Regions from separate parts of the Homo sapiens genome. Here region 2 is linked to region 1. Evidence: chromatin contacts called from ENCODE Hi-C or POLR2A ChIA-PET data. All regions are on one chromosome and are shown on one strand. The core of a region is the stretch at or near the end of the contact, and the rest is flanking DNA. Distances in the headings are between cores, read along the strand shown.

The links. Hi-C counts contacts between places; a loop is a spot of excess contacts on that map. ChIA-PET counts read pairs that join two places held with the same protein, here RNA polymerase II (POLR2A). Pooled maps may share reads with other maps.
Region 2: a loop to region 1 is called in a map of mammary epithelial cell, with 3 times the contacts of the local background. The contact joins the promoter of LINC02800 here to the enhancer-like site in region 1. A Hi-C loop is called at or near these places in 1 of 168 maps with a recorded cell type or tissue (mammary epithelial cell), 19 of 37 single-sample maps with no recorded cell type and 6 of 50 pooled maps. POLR2A ChIA-PET finds 5 or more read pairs at or near these places in 6 of 52 experiments (HEK293T, MCF 10A, OCI-LY7 and 3 more).

The regions. Positions count from the first base shown.
Region 1 is chr1:24,232,617-24,239,327 of GRCh38, reverse strand. No RefSeq gene overlaps it. Among named protein-coding and RNA genes, the nearest start is that of LINC02800, 36 kb to the right of the region's middle. Within about 2 kb of position 2,412, at least 8 of the 41 ENCODE cell types and tissues checked have a DNase peak (open chromatin) inside an H3K27ac peak, as active enhancers do; they include Panc1 and mammary epithelial cell, where a contact is called at or near this core.
Region 2 is chr1:24,196,666-24,203,376 of GRCh38, reverse strand. LINC02800 (long intergenic non-protein coding RNA 2800) reads right to left here and starts at 3,137. Exons shown (of 3, transcript NR_027087.2): 1 at 2,986-3,137; 2 at 778-913. RefSeq lists an enhancer at 3,706-3,815.

The sequences.
Region 1 (6,711 bases), core at 1,163-3,662:
ATTTTCTGTTTTTGTTCATTTCTACTTTTTTCTTTTTTTTGAGACAGAGTCGTGCTCTGTCACCAGGCTGGAGTGCAGTGACACGATCTCAGCTCACTACAACCTCCGCCTCCCGCGTTCAAGTAATTCTCCTGCCTCAGCCTCCCAACGCATCCACCACCATGCCCAGCTGATTTTTGTATTTTTAGTAGAGACGGGGTTTCACCATGTTGGCCAGGATGGTCTCAATCTCTTGACCTTGGGATCCATCCACTTCAGCCTCCCAAAGTGCTGGCATTACAGGAGTGAGCCACCGTGTCCAGTCCATTTCTACTTTCTAAATATACTACAGTGAACACGTATTATCTTGGCAATAATAAAATTCTATGAATACATTTATTAGTATAAATATAAACATGTATATTGAACGATGCATAGACAAAAGCCTAAAAGAAATCACACCCAAGATACTCACCATGTTTATGCATGAGTGATGGGGTTGTAGGTTTTTAAACTTTCTTCTTTGGGTTTACTAGGAGTTCCTACATTTTCTTTATTGCTTTTGGAATAGGGGAGAAATTATTCTGAAGCAATACGAAATCACTCCCCTCAGCTGGGTGTGGTGGCTCATGCCTGTAATCCCAGCACTTTGGGAGGCCAAGGTGGGCGGATCACTTGAGGTCAGGCGTTGGAGACCAGCCTGGCCAACATGGTGAAAACCCGTCTCTACTAAAAATACAAAAGATTAGCTGGGCGTGGTGGTGGGTGTCTGGAATCCCAGCTACTTGGGAGGCTGAGACAAGAGAATTGCTTGAACCCAGGAGGCGGAGATTACAGTGAGCCGAGATGGCGCCATTGCACTCTAGCCTGGGTAACAAGAACGAAACTCCAACTCAAAAAAAAAAAGAAATTATCAGTTCCCTCCTGTTGATCATTTAAGATCTCTTTTTTCTAGCCCCCCGCCACCCCACAACTGGCACCCTTTCCTGCAACGCCTCTCACTCCACATTCGTAGCCTTGTTTGGAGAAAGCGGGGACAAAGAAGGCTCACCCAGCCATGCTGGGGATGAGTTTCTTTTGGGGCTCAGCCCCTGAGTCACATGAGAAACCCTTAAGCACAAACTCCAGACATCTCACTCTCTCTCCCACCGCTGCATTCTCATGGGAGAGTTCAAAGGTTGAAAGGGCAATCTAAGAGTTGGAGTAGCTGAGGCTCAGACAGGCTGAAGGAAAGAGGCTTTCTCAGATTCAGGGATTTTTCTAGATTCAGGGATTTTTCTAGCACAAGAGGAGCAGGGTAGAAATTGGGAGGCTGGGCTCTGACGTCAGGCTGCCTGAGTTCTAATTCCAATTCTCCTGAAGTATTGGAGTTCCAATACCAGCTGTGTGACTTCAGGCTAGTTCCTTAACCTCTCTGAGCCTCGGTTTCCTCATCTGCAAAATGGGGTAGTGATAGTACCAAGAAGGAGGTTGTGTGATATGAAGACATATCAGTAAAGCATCCCATAAAATGTGAAATCATGAACACTCTCCCTCAGTAAATGAATGATTTATCGAAACCTGCATAATTTCATAGCAGGCAGACCAAGAAAATTGTAATCTCTTCACACCATAGCTATAGGGTTGCACCACTTTGGCAGGTGAACAAACACACGAACCACCTTTGTCGATATTAGTCTCGAAGTACGTGAGGTTGAAATGATATAAGGTCTTTAGTGAAAGGGCTTTCATATTTTAAGAAATTCATCCTCCCAGGATAGTAAAATTCCAATGACATACTTTATGTGCAGCACCTAGGTTAGTGCCCGGCAAGAGTGCTTCATGTGCAAATATCTACTCAAAAAGATGACTTGGCTTCCTGCCCCTGGGGCCTGGCAGCCACCCTGAGACCCCATCCAACACTGCTGTCCCCACCTTTCCTACAGGGGAAGGGGCTGCTGGTATTCTCCTGGCGAGGGTCCCATCTGGTTCTCGCCCCAGAAACAGAAGGTAAATAGGGGCTGGGGGCTTGCAACAGAAATCCTGGAACTCCTCCTGGGCTAGGAAGTAGTGTCCCAGCAACAAGTCAAAAGTGGGAGCAAGGGCATGTGGTATGTGACCCCAAGATGCTCCTCTTCCCCCTGGCTTGGGGGTCCCTACTTGTCAGTAGTTTATACATCACCTCCTCCAGGAAGCCACCCTAGCTTCCCTCTCCCCATCCTACAACCAGAGCCTCTTCTGGCTTCCTCACACTCTGCTTACCCCATCACAGCACTTGGCACAATCGATTCCAATAGCGTGTCCGCTTGCTCAATGCTACACTCCCCGTGCCTCCCACCTGGTAGACCGAGAGCTTTGAGGAGGACAGGGAGTGTGTTTTATTGTCTGTATCTCTGGCATCTAGCACAGGGCTCAGAGTGGGCCCTCCATAATCAGGTATGTGAGTAAGTGCCTGAGCACATGAGTACATGAGTAATTTGGCACAACTTGTAGGGCAGAGGTTAAGAATCTGGGCTTCAGAGCCAAACAAACCTTGATCAAATCCCAGCTCCGCATCTCCCTGGCATGGAACTTGGACGAGTTCTTTCCTCCCTGGGCCGTGTCGTCCTCATGGGTAAAGTGGAAATAATAACAGTTCCCAAAGCACCAGTTATTGTGAGGGTTAAAGGCAGCAGTCACAACAAAGAATGAGCTCAGAGCCTGCATGCGTTCCATAAATGCAAGTATTCCATAAATGCCCTCTGTGCTGCTGTCTCCCCAGCTCCTAGAAGTGTGGCGGCTGGAAGCCTCCATCCCCTCCACCCTAGGAATGTGAAGGGCCCGCCTCGGTGGCAGTGTAGGGTCGGGGGAAAGCTGGTGGGCTTCCTGACCTGGATCCACTGCTCCTTTCAGAGACAAGGGTTGAGACACTGGCCTCAGCCTGGCTCACCCTTCCTGGGCCTCAAAGGCTGGGGCTCCCCCTCTCCTTGTCAAAATTAGCCTATCACATCCTGTGAAACTCAGGTGGGTGACTCAGAGACAGGCGGGCCACCTCGATTGCTGTTCCCAGGGCTGGGCTCATGGGCAAGGCGAGGCGTGGGCCCTCCACACACACCCACACCCCACAGGGACCCCGGGCCAGCAGCGAGCACCCCTTCCTCCCTCTCAGAAGCAGCCAGGGAAGCCCACCTCCCCTGACTTTTTCTCCTCTTTTCTTTTCTTCCCACTCGTCCAGCCTCTTGTTTTCTGCCCCCAAGGTGAAACGTGAGATCTGTCATTAGAAATTACCATGACTGACTGTCTAGCAGCTGACAGCATTGAGGAGAAGGGAGGAGTGGGGTCTGCGGGGCTGGCTCAGTGGGTTTTTCCCCAGTCCCTCTCCCGACTGCCCTCCCAGGATGGCAGAGCCAGATGTGTTCACATCCAAAACACACTAATTGTTTCTGGAAATCATCTGGGAAGATCTTCCTACAGCTGCAGTTCTCAAAAGGTGGTCTGTGGACCCTTGGGCATCCCGAAGTGCCTTTGAATCTTTCACCTTTTACCAAAGACCCTTGGAGGGGGGCCACAAGATCAAAACCATTATAATCATCCTGAGATGATGTCTTTATCACTCTCATTCACTCACAAATATTTAATGGAGTTTTCCGGGAGCTCTGTGACATGTGACATTGCAACAGATTGAATGCAGAAGTAGATACAATAATCCTGCGTGGTGGCTCACACCTGTAATCCCAGCACTTTGGGAGGCTGAGGCAGGCAGATCACTGGAAGCCAGGAGCTCGATACCAGCCTGGCCAACATGGCGAAACCCCATCTCTACTAAAAATAGAAAAAAATTAGCCAGAGATCGTGGCACATGCCTATAATCCCAGCAATGCAGGAAGCTGAGGCATGAGAATGGCTTGAACCCGGGAGGCAGAGGTTGCAGTGAGCCGAGATTGTGCCACTGCACTCCAGCCTGGGTGACAGAGTGAGACTCTGGTTAAAAAAAAAGAAAAAAAGAAAAAAGAAAAAAAAAGAATCCAGCTGTCTCCTGTGAAGCCAATCATTAAAGAGACCTGCAAAAATACAAAACGATGCCACTCCTTTAATTGGTTTTAATTTGGAAAATTGTGTCATTTCTTATAAAACTATGTTTTGTGTTAACATGTGATGAATTTATTATCCTCGCTTTAAATCAGTTTCTCAACCTTGGCACTATTGACATTTGGGCCAGATAATTCTGTTTATTGGGGGGTGCATCTGTGTATGGTAGGATGCATCTCGGATGCTGAGCAGCATCTCTGGCCTCACTACACACTAGACGCCGGTAGCATGCCCCATCTCCAGCTGTAACAAACAAAAATGGCTTCCAGCCTCGTCAAGTGTCCCCTGGGAGATAAAACTATCCCTGGTTGAGAACTACTACTTTAAATAAATGAATTACTACTTTCAATAAATGAACTAATTAATTAATTAAAATTTCCCAGTTTCAATTTCTAGTATGACAATTAGCAATAAATATAACAAAACTTTCAATGACTTTTATCTTCTTTTTTTTTTTTTTTTTTTGAGATAGGGTCTCACTCTGTTACCCAGGCTGGAGTGCAGTGGCCTGATCACAGTTCACAGCAGCCTCAACTTCCTGGACTCAAGCAATCCTCCCACCTCAGCCTCCTGAGTAGCTGGAGTCCCAGCTACTTGCCACCATGCCCGGCTAATTTTTTAATTTTTTATAGAGATGAGGTCTCACTATATTGCCCAGACTGATCTCAGACTCCTGGGCTCAAGTGATTCTCCCGCCTCAGCCTCCCAAATTGCTGGGATTGCAGGTGTGAGCCACTGTGCCTGGTCACTCAGTGACTTTTAAGAGTGTAAAGTGGTCCAGAGACTAAGAATTTTAGAAACCTCTGCCTTAAACCACACACAAGGCATCATGGGTTTGCAGATGAGGACAAAGGACTGGCAGCTCCGACGTTTTTCACTGGCGTGTTCCTGCAGAGGAGAGCACTCCTCACTGTATAACTGTGGGAGGTGTGAGTCAGCCTCCCACAGAGGGGATTCTTTTTGTCCTTTTAAATAACATTTCTTTTGCTTTTTCAAATAACAAAACAAAATCAGCACATAGGGTGGCAAACATACGAAAACACAAGGGGGTGAGAAAGAATCTCCAATGATTCCACCCAAGAAATAACTACACTTCACATTTTGGTGTTTTGTCTTAATAGTTAAGGAACTGAGTGACATGGTTTGGATCTGGTCCCAAATTGCATGCAAATTGTAATTCCCAGTGTTGGAGGTGGGGCCTGGTGGGAGGTGATCAATCATGGGGGTGATTTCTCATGAATGGCTTAGCACCATCCCCCACACACCCGGTCCCGTTCTCACAATAGTGAGTTATCACGAGATCTGGTTGTTTAAAAGCGTGTAGCTCCTCCCCCCTTGCTCTCTTTTTCCTGCTCTGGCCATGTGATGTGTGTGCTCCCCCTCCACTTGCCATCATGACTGTAAGTTTCCTGAGGCCTCCTCAGAAGCTGAGCAGATGCCAGCATTATGCCTCCCAGACAGCCTGGGAAACGGTGAGCCAGGGAAATCTCTTTTCTTTAAAAATTACCCAGTCTCAGGTATTTCTTTATAGCAATGCAAGAATGGTCTCATACACTGAATCTCTATCAGATTGTGGCACCAACATGGTCACACTGGGCACTGTGAGATGGCTTTCTCCCCAGCTCAGCTGGGGAAGCACCTTAGATCTTCGGAGGTGACTTAAGCTGCTCTCTGCTGCACTAGGTGAAGTGGGGTCGGGGGGTGGGGGCCTGAGGACGTGGTGAGACTCCCTGAACTGCACAAAGCCAGCTGTGTCTGCAATTCACACCTGCCCCAAGGCCTCTTTGGCCACTGGGTGGTGCCTGAAAGCTCACCATTTGCATGGCATTTCTTTAACTTGAGGCTTTACTCCCTAGTAGGCCTTCTAGGGGTATTCACAATCTCCCTGCTTGAACCACTTCTGGGTTCCCCATTACCTGCAAGTTGAAGTCCTGATGCATTTGCATAAGTGAATAGTAACAGTTTCCAATCACAGTGTGTTTCCGGTGTACCCAGCCCTCCGCTGAGTGCTTTTCCTATTATAATGTGTGTCATCACATGACCTACCATAAGGTGGGCATCACAACTTCACTTTTCAGATGAAGACAAGGCATAGGGAGGCTAAAGGACTTGTCCAAGGCAACACAGCCAATGAGTGGCAGGTTGAACCCGCTTCTGATGACACGGAAGCTTGTGTTCCTAGATGCCACACTTTACACACACACGTCCCTCACTGATCCCGTTTGCTTCTGCAGCTTCTCCCAGGAACGTCAACAGTACGGAGCTTTGGACACAATGGATTCTAGCCTTGACTTCATTTTTGTTATTTTTTTTTATTTTTGAGAGAGAGAGTCCCACTCTGTCTCCTGGGCTGGAGTGCAGTTGTACGATCTCGGTTCACTGCAACCTCCGCCTCCCAGGTTCAAGCGATTCTCGTGTTTCAGTCTCCTGAGTAACTGGGATTACAGATGTGTGCCCCATACCTGGCTAATTTTTGTATTTTTTAGTAGACATGGGGTTTTGCCATGTTGGCCAGGCTGGTCTCGAACTCCTGGCCCCAAGTGATCCTCCCATCTCTGCCTCGCAAAGTGCTGGAATTACAGGTGTGAGCCATCATGCCTGGCTTAACTTCATCTTAAAAATAACTGTAGGTCAGGTGCAGTGGCTCACACCTGTAATCCTAGCAATTTGGGAGGCTGAGGCAGT
Region 2 (6,711 bases), core at 1,888-4,387, 37 kb after region 1:
GACAGATATTCTGTAGGCTGTGGATGCCACGCCAAGAGGAAGAATGAAGGGAGGGGTACATGGAAGGAGATGGTGGCTGAGGCAGGAGGGCACGGGGAAGAAAGGGAGGTGGTTCAGAGGCTGCTCCCCCACCTGCTGGGCCCTTTCCAGGGCCTTCCCAGAAGTTCACCTGATGCTAAGCAGCAGGGGTGTGTGGGCAGCAGGGGTGTGTGGGCAGCAGGGGTGTGTGGGCAGCAGGGATGTGTGGGCAGCAGGGGTGTGTGGGAGGTGGGGATGTATGCCCTGGCGGGGGATGGGGGAATCAGGAAAGAGATTCTATTTGGCCAAGAGAGGGATATTGAGGCTATAGAGGGCTGGAGAATCATGTTCAACGGTGAGTGTGGGGAAAGATGGATCCAAGATGGACCCTTTTAAAAAGACACGTGCTTTAGGGAGCCTGTGGTTTCATGGGTCTCCACAAGCATCCAGAAATCTGTCCTCTGACAGCACCCTGGCTGCCCATCCCCTATCACAGGGTAGGTAGAACTGTCTATCTGTTATGATCCACAGCAGCCATCCCCCAGCCGAGCCCCATCTCAGCCTCCTGAGGCTCAGCCCCCATCTCCCCGTCTCGAGGCCCAGCCCGTGTCTCAGCCTCCCGAGGCTCAGCACGGTCTCCCTCCATCTTAGTCAAGCCCTGTGCCCAGCACAGGGCCGAAAGACAGAAGATGCCCACTGAGCCCCCAGTGAACACCTGAGTCTGAAAGATGAGTGTGGTCTGAGTGGCGAGTGACTCACCTGTGCCTGAGGCTTAGGAGACCCACCTCCCAGGTTCCCTTTAGCTCGCTGTGATCTGAGCTTGGGAGCATCGTGGAACAGGTCCCTGCCTTTTATTCCATCTGCACAGCAGGGTTAGTCCTGCCCGGCTCCATCTCTGAAGAGGAGGAATCAAAAAAAGGGATTTTACAGAGTTGAGGGGGAAGAGAGAGGGCGCAGGAAACCTATTCCAAGCTGGCATGTCCTGCACGTGCCTGCTGGCTTTGGGGAAGTTGGCGGCCGCTAGGGGCCTGGACAAGAAGGAAAGGTTGGCCAGGGCCTGGGTTGCCAGATTCAGCAGCTTGGCTGGAGGCTATAAGCAGGAGGAGGCCAGGAACTGGATCTGAGAAGAGAGGACCAGTCCCAGGAAGAAAGCTGAGACACTGCTGTCTGGGAGGAGCCAAGAGCTTGGTTTATTGTACCAGGAAGAAAAGTCTAGGCCTCTGCCAGGGCAATCATCAGAGAACACTGCTCCAGGGAAAACTGCCTCCCACTTCCTGGACCTCTGTGGGCAATAGAGAAGTACATGTCAGCAGTGCCTCCTGCTGGACAGCCCCAACATTACACTATTTGTCCAATGTCAGAAACAGAATGTAAGACGGATGTATCTGGAATGTTCAAGCTGGAGTAACACCATCCAACAACTATTACTGCTGCTGCTGCCACTTTTATTGATGGTTGACTGTGTCCCAGGCACTGTGCTAAATAATTTTATTGGATGATCTCAATGTTCACAACAGCCCTATGAAATAGGAACTATTACTAATCCAATTTTTCAGATGAAGAAACTGAGAAACAGTTTTTTTCTGAGGTTTCAAGTTAGCTGGTAGCAAGATTAGCTGTGCAGCCCAGGCCTCTCTAGCCCAAAAGCCCATGGTTTTTTGTTGTTGTTGTTGTTTTTTGAGACGGAGTCTCACTCTGTCGCCCAGGCTGGAGTGCAGTGGCGCGATCTCGGCTCACTGCAAGCTCCACCTCCAGGGTTCACGCCATTCTCCTGCCTCAGCCTCCCAAGTAGCTGGGACTACAGGCACCCGCCACCACGCCCGGCTAATTTTTTGTATTTTTAGTAGAGACAGGGTTTCACCATGTTAGCCAGGATGGTCTTAATCTTCTGACCTTGTGATCTGCCTGCCTCAGCCTCCCAAAATGCTGGGATTACAGGCGTGAGCCACGGCGCCCGGCCCAAGCCCATGGTTTTAACCGCATTCTTGGGTATCTCAACCAGTTCAGGATGATGGAGAGTTTTCGTTTTTGTATCATCTCCACTTGGTTGGTAGAGGCTGCCTAGAGCTCTGGGTTGAGAGGATTCCTGAGTGCTGTGATGAATTTGTGATATCTGCCAGCGGCACTGGAAGGGATGTGGCCGCATGCGTGTGAGTTATGTTTTCATCTCTGATCTAGTCCAATCTATTGTATACTGTGATCCTTATAGGACCCTGAGAAAAGGAATCAAGGCTAAATCTTTTTTTTGAGACTGGGTCTTGCCCTGTTGCCCAGGGTGGACTGCAGTAGTGTGATCACAGCTCACTGCAGCCTCAACCTCCCAGGCACAAGTGATCCTCCTACCTCAACCTCCCAAGTAGCTGGGACCACAGATGTGTGCCTCCACACCTCACTAACTTGTTTTGTTTTTTGTAGAGATGGGGTCTCCCTATGTTGCCCAGGCTGGTCTCAAACTCCTGGGTGATCCTCCCACCTCAGTCTCCTAAAGTGTTAGGATTACAGGCGTGAGCCACCGAGCCCAGCCTAAGGCTCAGTTTTCTGACCTCTGTCTTTACTCAATCACTCGGTGACCTAAAAGGCATCTCAAATGTAGCATGTCTAAATATGGAACTCTTGATTTGCACCTCCAAACCATCCCTCCACCATCTTCCCCACTAAGTAAAAGGCACCGCTAGTCTTTGTTGGCTCAAGACAAAAAGCCTTAGTATCACCCTTGACCTCCTTTTTCTCTCACCCCTGACATCAAATCTTTCAATACATCTCACTGGTTCTCCCCTTGAAATATATCCAGAATCCAGCCACGTCTCACCACCTTCACAGCTGCCACCACCATTGTCTTCCCTGGACTAATGTAGTAACCAATCTTGCTCCACGTGTCCTTACCCCCTGTATTAGTCTGTTTTCATGCTGCTAATAAAGACCAGAGACTGGGTAATTTACAAAGAAAAAGAGGTTTAGTAGACTCACAGTTCCAAGTGGCTGGGGAGGCCTCACAATCATGGCAGAAGGCAAAAGGCACGTCTTACGTAGCAGCAGACAAGAGGGAATGAATGAGAGCTAAGCAAAAGGGGAAACCCCTTATAAAATCATCAGATCTTATAAGACTTATTCACTACCATGGGAACCGTATGGGGGAAACTGCTCCCATGATTCAACTGTCTCCCACCAGGTCCCTCCCACAACACGTGGGAATTATGGGAGCTACAATTCAAGATGAGATTTGGGTGGCGACACAGCCAAACATATCACCCACTACACCTTAGTCTCAACTCAGCAGACATCCTTAGGCCTTCTCGGTTTTTCTTTCTTTTTTTTTTTTTAATTATACTTCAAGTTTTAGGGTACATGTGCACAACGTGCAGGTTAGTTACATATGTATACATGTGCCATGTTGGTGTGCTGCACCCATTAACTCGTCATTTAACATTAGGTATATCTCCTAATGCTATCCCTCCCCCCTCCCACTTCTCGGTTTTTCAAAGCACTTTGGCATAAGTTACACACACACACACGCGCGCACACACACACACACACACACAGAGTAAAGCGAGGCAGGAAATTGTCACTCCCATTTGACACATGAGAAAAACTGAGGCTTGGAAAGGTGATGCAAAGACATCAAAGACACAGCGGGGGAGTTGCCCCAGCTCTTACTGTGACGCCATACACTGCCATTTCCCTTCTGGACATGACCCTCTGTCTCCCACAGCCTCCTATGGGTACATCCGAGAGTCTCCCAAGAGGCTGCAGAACGTCAGGTAAGGAGAATGTCAAGGAAGCCAGGAGAGTTGGTCTTCTCTCTGCCTTGGAGGGCCCCAGTCTAAGAAAAAAAAAACGTTATCTCTTTGGTCTAATCCGCGGTCTCGCAGTCTGGACCACTTTCCTTTGGTATGTGGTGCCCCCTGGTGCTCACTCTTAGGAAATGCAGCTGGTTATCTAAGCTTTAGGGGAGAGGGGTGAGCTTTCATGGTGGAGGTGATGCCTGGGGGCTCTTCTGACCACCCTCTCAGAGGAGCTCCCTCCCAGCACAACTGTTCCATGCCTTAGAGACCAGCGTGTGCGTCCAGGTTGATGAGGGCCACACTGCTCCTTTAAAAATTCACCAATCCACGACTTCTAGTGGGAACCCAAATTGGTACAGCCTTTTTGAAAAGTCATTTAAAATAATAATAATAAAATAAAATAGCTGGACATGGTGGCTCATGCCGCAATCCCAGCATTTTGGAATGCTGAGGTGGATGGATCGCTTGAGCTCAGGAGTTTGAGACCAGCCTGGGAAACATGGTGAAACCCTATCTCTACAAAAAATACAAAAAATTGGCCAGTCGTGGTACACGCCTGTGGTCCCAGCTACTCAGGAGGCTGAGGGGGGAGGGTTTCTTGAGCCTCGGAGGTCAAGACTGCGGTAAGCCAAGATTGTGTCACTGCACTGCAGCCCAGATGACAGAGTGAGATCACGTCTAAAAAAAAAAAAAAATTAACTTGGGAGGCCAAGGTGAGAGGATCACTTGACACCTGGAGTTTGAGACTAGTCTGGACAACATCACAAGACTCCATCTCTTAAAAAATTAAAATACTTAGCCGGGTGTGAAGGTGCATGCCTGCAGTCCCAGCTACTTGGGTGGCTGAGGCTGGAGGATCGCCTGAGCCCAGTTCAAGGCTTCAGGCAGCCATGATTGTTCTGCTGCACTCCAGCCTGGGTGACAGAGCGAGAACCCATCTCTAAAACAAATTTTCTTAGTTAAAACTTTAAAAAATATTTTAAATGACATACTCATGATATAATGTGAGCTACTAAACATATATATAAAATACTGTATATGTACTAAACTCACAAATGGTAGCAATGAGTCTCTCTGCAGAGTGAGATTATATTTTATTTTTATTCTTTATAATTTTCTATACTTTCCCAATTTTCGGCATTCAGCATGTTTCACTTTTCTAAAGTATAGTTTTGTGAAGGAAAAATTATAATAAATCCCTTTCCATCTGGTTTCCTGTCCCTGTCATCTGCTGTATGCTGGTCAGAACATCTCTGGAGCACTATTCAGTGAGCAACAGGAGAGTTAAAGATTTGTCCACCAGTGAGAACACGTGTGCATTACAGTGGAGGAGCTTCTGAACGCCTTGCTTTACTCAGGGATTCCAGAGTCCCAGCAGGGGCCGGAGGAAGAAGAACAGACTCCTAGAGAGGAAGAAACTTTGACCTCAAAAATGAAGAAACAGAGGACCAAAAGGAAGCTCTTGACCAAGATTCTTAGGCAGATGGAGACAGGGTTGGGTTTAGCATTGGTCACACAGCAGATGGAGACAGGGCTGGGTCTAGTGTTGGTCACACAGCAGATAGTCAGGTTGCCTGACCCGAATTCCTGAGTTCTTCCCCCACACCAGCAACCTGGAACTTCTAGAAAAAGCCCATGAACACGCAAATGAACACAACAGTGAGAAACCTCTCTTGGCAAAACATTATAAGCTGGCTGAGACCTAGGATTGACTAGGATGTTAGGAAAAGGATAGTCTCATATATCCTACCGGTAGGAAGTTGGTTCAGCCACCATGGAGAGCGACTTGCAGTATCTGTAGTATCTGTTAAATTTTAAAATGCACACACCCCGCCAGGAGCAGTGGTTCAGGCCTGTAATCCCAGCACTTTGGGAGGCCAAGGCAGGCAGATCACCTGAGGTCAGGAGTTTGAGACCAGCCTGGCCAACATGGTGAAACCCCGTCTCTACTAAAAATATAAAAATTAGCTGGGTGTGGTGGCACACACGCCTGTAGTTCCAGCTACTCGGGAGGCTGAGGCAGCAGAATCACTTGAATCCAGGAGGCGGAGGTTGCAGTGAGCCGAAATCGCACCACTGCACTCCAGCCTGGGCAACAGAGCAAGACTCTGTCTCAAAATAAATAAATAAAATAATAAAATAAAATGCACACACCCTATGGCCCAGCAGACTCATGTTTCCTTATTATCTCCCTCAGAAAAACAAACACTTAAGTGCACATGGGGCCAATTACAAAAGTAATCATTGGAGTGTTTTATTGCGAAAAGCTGGAAATAGTCTAAATATCCACACATCCATTGAGAAACAGTTTATAAAATAAGGCACACATGAACCATGGAATGTACCTTGAGCAGTGAGGCAGGCGGTCTCCAGGTACTCTTATGGGAAGTTCTCCAGGAAGTTCTGTTGAGTAAAATATCGGAAGCAGGAGGCATAATAACTGAGTATGACACAATTCATATAAAAACCACCCACAGGGCCGGGGCGAGGTGGCTCACGCCTGTAATCCCAACACTTTGGGAGGCCAAGGCAGGTGGATCACAAGGTCAGGAGTTTGAGACCAGCCTGGCCAAGACAGTGAAACCGCGTCTCTACTAAAAATGCAAAAATTAGCTGGGTGTGGTGGCGGGCATCCCAGCTACTCAGGAGGCTGAGGCAGGAGAATCGCTTGAACCTGGGAGGTGGAGGTTGCAGTGAGCTGAGATCGTGGCACTGCACTCCAGCCTGGGTGACAGGGTGAGACTCAGTATCAAAAAAAAAAAAAAAAAAAAAAAAAAAAAAAACACACACAGGGATGTACAGTATGATGTATTTTCTATGGGCCTATAGAAAAAGATTTGAAAATATTGCTCCCAAACTGATAATAATAATGATTACTTTTGAGAGGGAGGGGAGAAAGGATAGGGGAATG